2 separate regions of the Homo sapiens genome follow, and region 1 is linked to region 2. A link is a loop called in an ENCODE intact Hi-C map of the cell type or tissue named here. Cell type or tissue: mammary epithelial cell. All regions are shown on one strand. Each heading gives the region's core, and the rest is flanking DNA. Links, peaks and the distances in the headings are about the cores only. Region 1 overlaps CTIF (cap binding complex dependent translation initiation factor). Region 2 overlaps CTIF (cap binding complex dependent translation initiation factor).

Region 1 (5,371 bases), core at 50-5,049, 100 kb before region 2:
TTTTAACCATAACAACTGGTCTCACAAAAAGGAATATCCTTCCTTCTTTTTCTTTGAGACAGAATCTTGTTCTGATGCCCAGGCTGGAGTACAGTGGTGTGACCTCAGCTCACTGCAACCTCCGCCTCTTGGCCTCAAGCCATCCTCCCTCCTCAGCCTCCTGAGGAGCTGGGTCTTCAGGCTCACACCACTGTACCCCACAAAATTTGTTGTATTTTTTGTAGAGACAGGGTTCCACCACGTTGCCCAGGCTGGTCACGATCTCCTAGGCTCCAGTGATCCTCCCACCTTGGCCTCCCAAAGTGCTGGGATTCTAGGGATGAACCACTGCCCGGCCTATCCTTCCTTATTACAGACCTTCCCTGAGGTTTAGATTCATCTTCTACTTGCAGTCTTTTGTGGAGGAGTGAAAAAGAAATGTTTGGCTGGGTGCAGTGGCTCACGCCTGTAATCCTAGCACTTTGGGAAGCTAAGGCAGGCAGATCACTTGAGGTCAGGAGTTCGAGACCAGCCTGGCCAACATGGCCAAACCCCATCTCTACTAAAAATACAAAAATTAGCCGGGTGTGGTAGCACATGCTAGTAATCCCAGCTACATGGGAGGCTGAGGCAGGAAATCACTTGAACCTGGCGTGTGGAGGTTGCAGTGAGCCAAGATTGTGCCACTGCATTTCAGCTTGGGCGACAGTGAGACTCTGTCTCAAAAAAAAAAAAAAAAAAAAGGAGTGTTTATAAAAACTTGCTTGTATCATTTGAGCTCAGTTATAGTTAGTAAATGTTTTGCTTGAAGCCCCTTTTATATGCTAATTCTTTAAAAGTGGCTAATAATTTAAAAGTGGCTCCCCCTTGTCCTGGGCATATAGTGGAGCTTTATTTCTTCAGCCATTCCCAGAAATTGCTGAGACTGGGAAGTGCAGGCTCTTGGCTTTGCAGCAACGGAGTCTTTCGCAGCAAGACCATCCACAGTTAAGACCCTTCTCAGAGAAACTCCACTGTGGCAAGACCCTGTGCTGGCTGCTGGGGGCTGCAGAGATGGATCAGGGGACACTCCATCCCTGTGCCCCACTTTCAGGAAGCCCAAAGTATCACTGATGGAAAGCAATGGCCTCAGTGTCACTTTTTCTCAGGGTGTCCTTGTCCCCTGGCAGAACACAGTGGAAGTGTGTCTATATTCTGAATGAACTGTTGACTACTTCTCTTTTCCTTCCTGGGGCACTTGATTTTAGAAAGTGCCCTGGTCTAGGAGGACCAAGACCTGGCTTCCAGCTGTGTCAGATAATTACCCCCACTCTATTTTTCTCATCGGTAAAATAGGGAATTTGGTCTAGGCTGGGGGTTGGCAAACTACAACTTGCAGACTAACTCCAGCCCAATGCCTGTTTTTCTAAATGAAAGTTTTACTGGAACACAGTCATGCCTGTTTCTTCACGTACATCTACGGTTGCTTTTGGCTGGTTACAAAAAAAAGAACATATGGCTCACAAGGCCTAACATATTTACTGTCTGGCCATTTACAGAAAACACTTGCTCACCCCTGATCTAAAACAATGGTTTTCAACTTCATTTTAGCCATACTGTTTTTTTTCTGGAAACAACTCTTCTTTATTTTTAACAATAAAAGCAATTCTCACAGCACTTGGCATGTGCCTGGCACTGTACCAAGTGCTTTAAAACTGTTAACTTACTGCTTAATCCTTATGAAAACATTATGAGATGAGCAGTAGTATCATCACCCACATTTTAGAGAGGAGAAAACTGAGGCAGAGTTAACAGAGAGGTTAAGTAACTTGCCTCAGGTCACACAGCTACTAAGTGGCAAAGGCAAAATTTGAATTCAGGAGTCCTGCTCTAGAGTTTGCCTTCTTATCCACTGGGCCATGCTGCCTCTCACTGGTGGCCTTATATAAAAACTGGGTGGAGCAGGCCCCACTAACTAGAACTGATGTGGCATGGTCAGCATCTCCCCCTTGCCTGTTGACTCTTCTTTCTGCAGCCCCCCGGGATCTCAGGGCCATCTCTGGCAACCTCTGGAGGCTATAACATCTGGCAAATTAGGCTTCTAAGCTTGGAGAGGGGACATCAGTTTGTTTTGGTTGCTACAAGAGGAATTGATCCTGGTTGTTGGGAACTTATGCAGGCCAAGAACTGTAGAAAGCACTGTTCTCTGGGACTGAGGACTCCAGACAAATAGACTCATTTTTATCGAGCATGATCATAATTATGCCTGATAAAAATGAGTGCTAGAGACTTAGGTCCACATTTCAAAACCGTAACTGAAAGGAAGACATATTTCAATAGTTGCCATGCCCCACACAAATATGAAAACCAGTAATCTATTGGAACCAGTTCCCTGGGCCAGAGTGATTTGCCTTAGACTCTTGTCATAAAAATCAGCAAAGGAGACTGCACACTGAAATGACACTTCACACTGAAAAGATATTGACGCTGAAAGGAGATTCACGCTGAATGTCACCTTCCCTGCTTCCTCCTGCAAATGACCCCACATAGCCTGGGGGGCATTTAGGAGCTTTAGCATAGCACCCGCCTCTTGGGCAGGTGGGAGCCTGGGGCTGCAGACCGGCCCTTTCTTAGGATGCTCCCTGTTTGCAGATTAGTGACTTGATTGGCCCCTCCTCCACCCCCACCATTCCCATAAGGGACTGGTTAGTCTGCAGGGATGACACCCAGCCTCCTCCACCCTTGGGGATGTAAACTGTACTAGGAGCAGGAAAGGCTGGGGTGACTCACTTTCCTGCCAGTGAAAAGCTGACCTCAATCTTGGTAGTGGTTTGAAGGTGACTTTTGTATTCATCTCTCTGGGATCTTGGGAGACAGTTTCAACTATGGTATCTACTCAGTTTCCCTATGGGACCCCACTCTGGCCTGCAGCTCCTCTGCCCTGTACAGAAGGGTCTCCTGTTCTAAGGTTTTTTTTGTTTTGTTTTGTTTTGTTTTTTGGACAGATTCTTACTCTGTCACCCAGGCTGGAGTGCAGTGGCGCGATCTTGACTCACTGCAACCTCCACCTCCTGGGTTCAAGCAATTCTCCTGCCTCAGTCTCCTGAATAGCTGGGATTATAGGTGCACACCACCACACCTGGCTAATTTTTGTATTTTCAGTAGAGACAGGGTTTGGCCATGTTGGCCAGGCTGGTCTTGAACTCCTAACTTCAGGTGATCTGCCTGCCTCAGCCTTCCAAAGTGCTGGGATTACAGGCGTGAGCCACCGTGCCTGGCCCTGTTCTAAGGTTTTTGCTGTCTCTGTTTTCTCCTTGGTTGGCCTGTGCCTGACACAGTAAGATTTGGGACCCCTGAGATTGAGTGGGGTGGGGTCTTCCCAGGTGCTTCCCTCTTGCTTGTGGTCTCTGGCCCTGTTCCCCGCCCCAGCCATCAGCACCAGTCCCCTACCCCCTCAAAAGGCTCAAAGACTTCCTGAGAACCCGGAATCTCAGTTTCATCTCTGCTGGAGATTTTTGATCTGGGGGAAAGGCTGCTCTCTATATGGCTGCTTTCAGACCACACTTGGCTCTCCCTTGGTTTAGCCAAATTGGGGTTTTCCTCATTTTCAGGAGCCAGCTTTTCTGAAGTGTTCCTTCCTGGCAGCTGCATTCCCCATGGTCCTGTCTATCTTAGGGGCAAGGACTTAGGCATCGGGTGTCCTAGAGGCTAGAAGATTGTTCTACAGAGAAAAGTGGTTTTGTGGCCGTAGGTGGTACCCAGACGTGTTGCCTGCCACCTGGGTGCAAGCAGGACCGGACCTCTGTGGGTGGTGGAGGGAGCTTCCCATGTGTGGATGGAGGCCTTGCTGGGGAAGGGTAGATGAGTACAGCTCCGTGTCACAGCCCGGGGACAGCCCCACCTGCTGCAGGCGGCCTTCGCTAGGCCTCTGTGAAGGTCCCCAAAGCCTGGCTCTCCTGTGGCTTATCCTGGGAGAATATTTGCCCTCTTTCATCTAATAGTTAACTATTGACAGAACATTAGGTACTTGAATAAAATGAAGCTGTTTAGTTTGGGGAGATATTTTGGAAAACAGAAGCTTAGTTCTCATTGAGGTTACCTTCTTGGTGTAGGTGGTTGTGTAGGTTTTTGTTTTGTTTTGTTTTGAGACAGGGTCTTGTTCTGTCACCCAGGCAGGAGTGCAGTGGTGCGAACACAGCTTACTGCAGCCTCGACTTCCTGGGGTCAAGTAATACTTCCACCTCAGCCTCCCGAGGAGCTGGGACCACAGGCGCACACCACCATACCCAGCTAATTTTATTTTTTTGTAGAGATGGGGGGTCTCACCTTGTTCCCTAGGCTGGTCTTGAACCCCTGGGCCCCAGCAATCCTCCTGCCTCAGCCTCCCAAAGTGGTGGGATTACAGATGTGAGCCACCAAGCCTGGTCGGCTTGTTTTAAACAACTTAATGTTATTGAAAATATGATGCCACCCTGATATTGAGATAAATTTTAAGGGAAGAATCACCTCTTTCTCATTACTTGAATACTGTGTTAATTTTTGCATATTAAGTCAATTTCCTCCTTTAATGGCAATTGGTTGATCCATGGTCATGTTAAATAATTTTGCATATTTAATTAACTCGGGTCTTGATTTGTCTCCGGTCCTGTTTATTACTGATGTCACCGTCTGTGTGTGTCTTGTGATGTGGAGACTTTGCAAGCTGTTTTCCACGGAGTCCAAGCCCCACAGCCCTGCTGTGGCACTGCCTTCATCAGTGACGCGTTCTTGGCGGAGAGGATCTAGTTGTAGTTTGTGCTTCCTGGCTGTCAAGGGCCTTGCCTTCCCTTCTACAGGAAACAGCTGAGAAATCGCTGGTGTGCTGTAGCCTTAAATAACAGCACCTGCCACTCAGTTGTGTTGTCTTTCATGAGTTTTCCAAGTGCTCTCCTGCCTTGGGGCATGTGGGAAGGAAGGTATTATCATTTCCGTTTTACAAAGATCCCCCGAGAGACTGCAAGTCTCTTGGATTTTGCTGCTGACACCAGGACAGGAGGTCACATCCTCTGACCCTCCATCTTATGTTCTTTCCAGCAGCCCCAGAACCAGCCATGGAAACCAGGGGCAGGGCCTCTGTGCTTTAGTTCCCTGATCTGTAAAATAAGGGATCATAATAGTACCTATTTTGTAGGGTCACTATGAAGTTTAGATGAGCTGCCACATGCCTGGGACAGTGCCTGGCACACAACCATGCAAGCTCTCAGGAGGGTAGTGCCCCGTACCTCCAATCTTGTTATGTGGGGGACAGACAGATCATCTGGCTTGGGCGCCCCACCCTGCCATGCAGATAAATCCATGCCCAGATAACGGTCATGTGGGATGGGAAGGTGGGGCTCTAGCGTGTGCCTTCTTGCTGTCCTGTGCTAGGCATCTT
Region 2 (5,371 bases), core at 294-5,293:
TGGGACAGGAAAGGCATGGGGAGAAGCACCCAGGGCCATGGCGGCCCTGAATAAATGTGGCTGATCTGCTAGAAAGGATTGTGCAAGCTCTCAGGGCAGCCTGGAATGAGGAAGTTTCAAGTTACTTAGACCTGCAGGCTGTTGGTGCCCAGAGAGAGGGACCAGTGTTCATGTTATCAATGAGACCCAGGAAGGCTGAGGGACTTGCCCAGAGTCAGACAGCCCAGGTGGTTCTCCCCAGACAGTCCTCTTGTCCCTTCGACTCCATAAGCCCTCCACCTCTCCTCCAGGCTCTCATTACCTCCTGCCTCCTGTCTGTGGCGGCTGGAGTGCCTGGCCCCTTCTGCTTGGAGGCTGGACTGTCCAGCCTTCCCGGTTTTTGTGCCCTCTCCTTCTAGTTAATCAAAGCTGCTCGCTCTCTCTGTCTCTCTCTGGAAGAGAGATTGGTTTCCTCTTCCAGTTACTATCTGAGTTCTTTCACTATACATTCGTTAGTTTGCCTGTTCCTGAACATAATTGGTTCTCTTTTGCATCTGGGTTCTTTTGTTCCCTGTATGCTTGTGATATTTATTCATATTGCTGCATGTTATTTTACTTTGTTTGTGCTCACTGCGGTGTGATACTCCAATATGTGAACATACCACGGTTTATTTATCGAATCAGCTGATGACAGGCATGTGGGTGGTCTCCAGTTTGGAGCTGTAATGGCGGATGCTGCTGTATACGCTTTCTGTACATGTCTTTTGGTGAGCATCGGGCACATTTCTGTGTGTTTATACCTGGGAGTGAATTTCTGGGTCATACGGCGTGCACACGTTCAGCTCAGGTGGATGTGGAAGTATTGTTTTAAAGAGTGTGACGATGGAAACCAGATTGCAGGGGTAAGAAGGGCTGGAGGGCATCAGGTGCGGTCAGGGGTTGGAGAATTTGCCAGGGAGCTCACCAGCCAGAGAGCAGAGAAACCAAATCATAGAAGCTGCATTGAGTAAAGAGGTTTCTGTCTCTGGGGTGGGTCACATAGGGAACACTGGAGGATCGGCTCGACTCAGAGAAATCCAGTTGCTGGTGTAGCCTTGGTCGGTGGGGGCTTCTGGGGAGTAGGACTGAACTGTGAAGGAAGGCAGCCTCCATGGGCTCCCCAGTGGGCCTGGCTCTGCAGAGCCCCTCCCTGGGGAGAAGCCTCAGCCATCAGGCTGGCAGTGGTGATGGTGGCTCTGGGTGGTACAGAGCCCTTGCTGGGTGTGGAGGCTTTGAGGAGAGAGCCATGGGCCTGGGGCAGCAGGGGCCTGGACCCTTCTGTATACATCTATAAAACCTCAGTGAAACGAGGGCCTATGCCTGGGGGGAGGCCAGGAGACCCCCAGGCAGTCCCCTGACTCTGACTGGGTGCACCAGCCACCATACTCACTTGGGGGCTCACTCCAGCCCCCCAGCCCCTCAGGCCCTGGCCCCGTGTTCTCAGCATCCTGGCCGAGCAATTAATGTCAGCCCTTTCACCCCCATCTCTTCCAGAATGGCAGCAAAGACAACTCTCTGGACATGCTGGGCACGGACATCTGGGCGGCCAACACCTTCGATTCCTTCAGGTAACCTCCTCCTCCCTCCTTCCCTGTGGTGTGAGGTCCAGCCGGGGAAACTGGCTTCCTTGGGGACGGAATGAACGCTGATGGTTCATGAGCAAGAGGCAGAGAGAAGCAGAGTAGGGGATGTAGGAAGGATGGGGTGGAAAGAAGGCCGGAGAGAGGAGGCGGTGAGTGTCAACGGGAGACAGTGGAGGCATGGGGAGGGCCCCCGGGATGGGGCTGCAGAGGCTGGGCCCCGCTTCCCACTAGCCTGCCTCATCTACCTCAGGGTGGCCGGGTCGTCACTTTGAGCTGCTTGTCAGAGGCTGGAGACTGGCATTTGGCCCCTTGCTCTCCCTGGCCTTCCTCAAATGTGGGCACGAAAACAAACTCAGGTGTTGCAGAGGCCGCTGTGCAATGGGCATCAGGCCCACACTTGTTTCATAAGCATGCACTTTCCCACGGCAGGGTGAGGAAGGTGAGGGGTGGCACCTGGGGCTCCATTCTGAGTGGGGCTCCCCGCCTGGCCCCTGGCGGCTCCTTTCTGCGGATCTGCTCTGCCAGGTTCAGCCTGGCCCCCTGGTTCCGTCAGTAACTGGGCTGTTGCCCTCTTGCCTCCGTTTCTCACCCTCCCTCGCCCTCTAGTGGTGCCACCTGGGACCTGCAGCCGGAAAAGCTGGACTTCACCCAGTTCCACCGCAAAGTCCGACACACGCCCAAGCAGCCCCTGCCACACATCGACCGCGAAGGGTAAGGGGTGCTGGGGCTCTTACCCAGGGTGGGGTGGGGCAGGGGACGGGAGTGGCCTTTGCCTCCACAGGGAGGCTGCTCTGCTGCACAGGGGACTCAGGTGGCTGATGCCCCGGGATGCTCTTCTTATGCGTCCCAGAGCTGCAGGCTCACTGGCTTCTCCTGGAATCCCTCCATTTCCCTCTGCCCAGCCCCCTCTAGCCATGCCATCCCCACCTGCTCCTGATGACCCACAGTGGCCCTGCTTGTCAGTAATCCACGCCAGCGCAGCAGAATCACCTGGGCGGTGGCACAGAGGACAGGCCCACCCCAGAGTCTGTGATTCCGTAGGTGTGGACTGAGGCTGTGTGTTTCTTTCTTTTTTTTTTTTTTTTGAGACGGAGTCTCGCTCTGTCGCCCAGGCCGGACTGCGGACTGCAGTGGCGCAATCTCGGCTCACTGCAAGCTCCGCTTCCCGGGTTCACGCCATTCTCCTGCCTCAGCCTCCCGAGTAGCTGGGACTACAGGCGCCCGCCACCGCGCCCGGCTAATTTTTTGTATTTTTAGTAGAGACGGGGTTTCACCTTGTTAGCCAGGATGGTCTCGATCTCCTGACCTCATGATCCACCCGCCTCGGCCTCCCAAAGTGCTGGGATTACAGGCATGAGCCACCGCGCCCGGCCTGAGGCTGTGTGTTTCTAACAAGTTCCCCAGCGGGTGCTGATGCTGGTCCAGGGACCACACTTGGGGAGCAGCTGGTGTCATGCCTGATTTTACACTGGCTTTTCTCACCCTCTATGACTTTGTGTGGCAGGGTTGCCTTCCCTTTTCAAAAGTGGTGTCACAGCCTGGGCAGACCTCAGGACGGGAATGTGACTCCAGCGAGACACAGAGGTGTGGGACAAATGGCTGCTCCTTCTTTTATAGTTTTATATAATTTTTAATGAGGCAGAATTCCCATACCATAAAATTAACCATTATAAAGTGTTCAGTCCACTGGCATTTAGTATGCTAGACCTGTTGTGCAACTACCATGTCTATCTAGTTCTGAAACATTCTCATCATCCCAATATAAAACCCCATACCCACTAGGCAATCATTCCCCATCCCATCACCACCCCCAGTCCCTGGCAACCACCAATCTGCTTTCTGTTTCTATTAATTAATCTATTTTGCATACTTACAGAAACAGTCATATGTGACCTCTTGGGCCTGGCTTCTTTCCCTTGGCATAATGTTTTTGAGGTTCATTCATTATAGCATGTAGCAGAACTTTATTCCTTTTCATGGCTGAATACTAGTCCATTGTATGGATATACCACAATTTGTTTACCCATGCATCTATCAATCCTTACTTGAGTCATCTCCACCTTTTGGCTATTGTCAAAAATACTGCTGTATCTTTTTGAGTCCTTGCTTGTAATTACTTGGGTGTATACCTGGGGTGGAATTGCTGGGTTGTATGGTAATTCTGTTGAACTCTTTGAGGAGCTGTCAAACTGTGTTCCATAGCAGCTGAATATTCTGCATTCATACCAGCAATGTATGAGATTCCAATTTCTCCACATCCCCACCAGCACTTGTGTTTTTTTTTCTTTCTTGGTTTTTGTTTGTTTGTGTTTTATTATGATACTGATGACCCTTACTTTTCCTTCCAGCCCTCCCCTGCTCACTCTTGTCTCCCTTTCACTTCAGGTCTAAGTATTAGTGACTTTACTGGACACTATCCTACATCTCACATGTCTTCCTGCTGCTATATTTGTCCCACTCAACCTCTCCTCTTGGCAACATTGGTCCCATCATAGTGTAATGAGCAACAACCCGTGGAAAGAAATGGGCTCATTCCTACTTTAGAGATGAGGAAAATAACACTCAGAGAAGCAAAGTAACTTGCCTGAATAACAGAGCCATCATTTAAGGCCAGGCCTTCTGACACCATCCAACCCCTAGTTCACCACATCAGGGTATTCTTAACCTCCTTAAAATTTTCTGCAAATTTGTATGTGTGCATGCACACGTGTGTGTTGCTGGGGAGAGGCCCATCACTTGCATCCGACTCTCCCAGGAGACACCAGCCTCTCACACGCCTCTTTTTCATTGCCCTCCCTGTTGTGGGTTCCATTTCTCTTTGGGTGAAGAGGGAGAGATGGCTTTGCGCATGGAGGCACTGGTTAAGATGGAGCATAGGAGAGACACAGCTGCAAGGCTCCCGACCCTACCTTACCCCATCCACCCTGCTCACTGCCTGCTCAGCCCACTCATTCAGTTGCAGGGAGGCCATGCTCCTTCCAGACTGCTGAGCTGCACAGGGCTGGGCCTCCACACTTCTGTGCTTAGGAAGGATGGCCTTACCTACCTTTCTCAGTGGGTCAGCTTCAGGAAGGGGTTGTGAGCAAAGGTGATGCTTGCCCAGTGTCCTGTTGCAACAGTGTAGCGGAGCTTGGGTATGCCACAGGAATAGGAGCAGGATTTTGCTTTTCTCAAGTTCAGTGTAGCCAGTCTGTCACTAGACCTGCTGGGTCCCTGCATGGTGCTGGGTACCAGGAAAGTAGACACACACACACACACACACACACACACACACACGAGTATACAATACAGTCCCTGCCCAGAAGGACTGTTTATTCTACTGGGAAAAGGAAATATGAACCTATTCATGATGGAGACTGTGTAGGGGAAGAAAGACTAGACTATGCGGTGTAGACATACAGACTAGACTATGCAGTGTAGACATATAGACACCATAAAGACATATATAGACAGGTATAAAGTGTGATGCCTGGTGCAGGGTTAAATAAAGTCAATGCAAAAGGGGTTAGAAAGGAGAGCACTTTACAGGTTGAACCATCTGGGAAAGGCTTCAGGAGGGAGACTTCCCTGGGCAGCTCCAGTCTCTCCTGTGTGCCCCGGGAGCACATAGCTGGTGACGTCAGTGGGGACACTGAGGCCTGGGGAGATCGAAGCGATGGTGCTGCCTTATTGACTACAGGTGCCCAATGGGGCCTGCATGTTGAAGGCAAGCTTGCCAAAGTGTCTCACCAGTCCCCAGAGATGAACTAACTTCCTAGCAAAAAAGCGAT

What was found. A loop is a pair of places that touch in the nucleus more often than their neighbours do. Peaks named below come from ENCODE experiments on the same cell type or tissue, not always from the same donor. Only the 100,000 strongest peaks of a DNase experiment are listed, where the experiment ranks them.
Region 1: it touches region 2 in a loop (11-fold over the local background); 2 of 110 quality-filtered maps call a loop at or near these places.

Annotation. Positions count from the first base shown.
Region 1 is chr18:48,560,534-48,565,904 of GRCh38, forward strand. All of the region lies in intron 1 of CTIF (cap binding complex dependent translation initiation factor), which reads left to right. Among named protein-coding and RNA genes, the nearest start is that of CTIF, 24 kb to the left of the region's middle. In mammary epithelial cell, for the core only: no CTCF peak of the experiment used is centred there; a DNase peak (open chromatin) is centred at 2,738.
Region 2 is chr18:48,662,240-48,667,610 of GRCh38, forward strand. It overlaps CTIF (cap binding complex dependent translation initiation factor), which reads left to right. Exons shown (of 12, transcript NM_014772.3): 4 at 1,513-1,586; 5 at 2,208-2,312. Among named protein-coding and RNA genes, the nearest start is that of MIR4743, 5.7 kb to the right of the region's middle. In mammary epithelial cell, for the core only: a CTCF peak has its summit at 2,210 (motif pointing left); no DNase peak of the experiment used is centred there.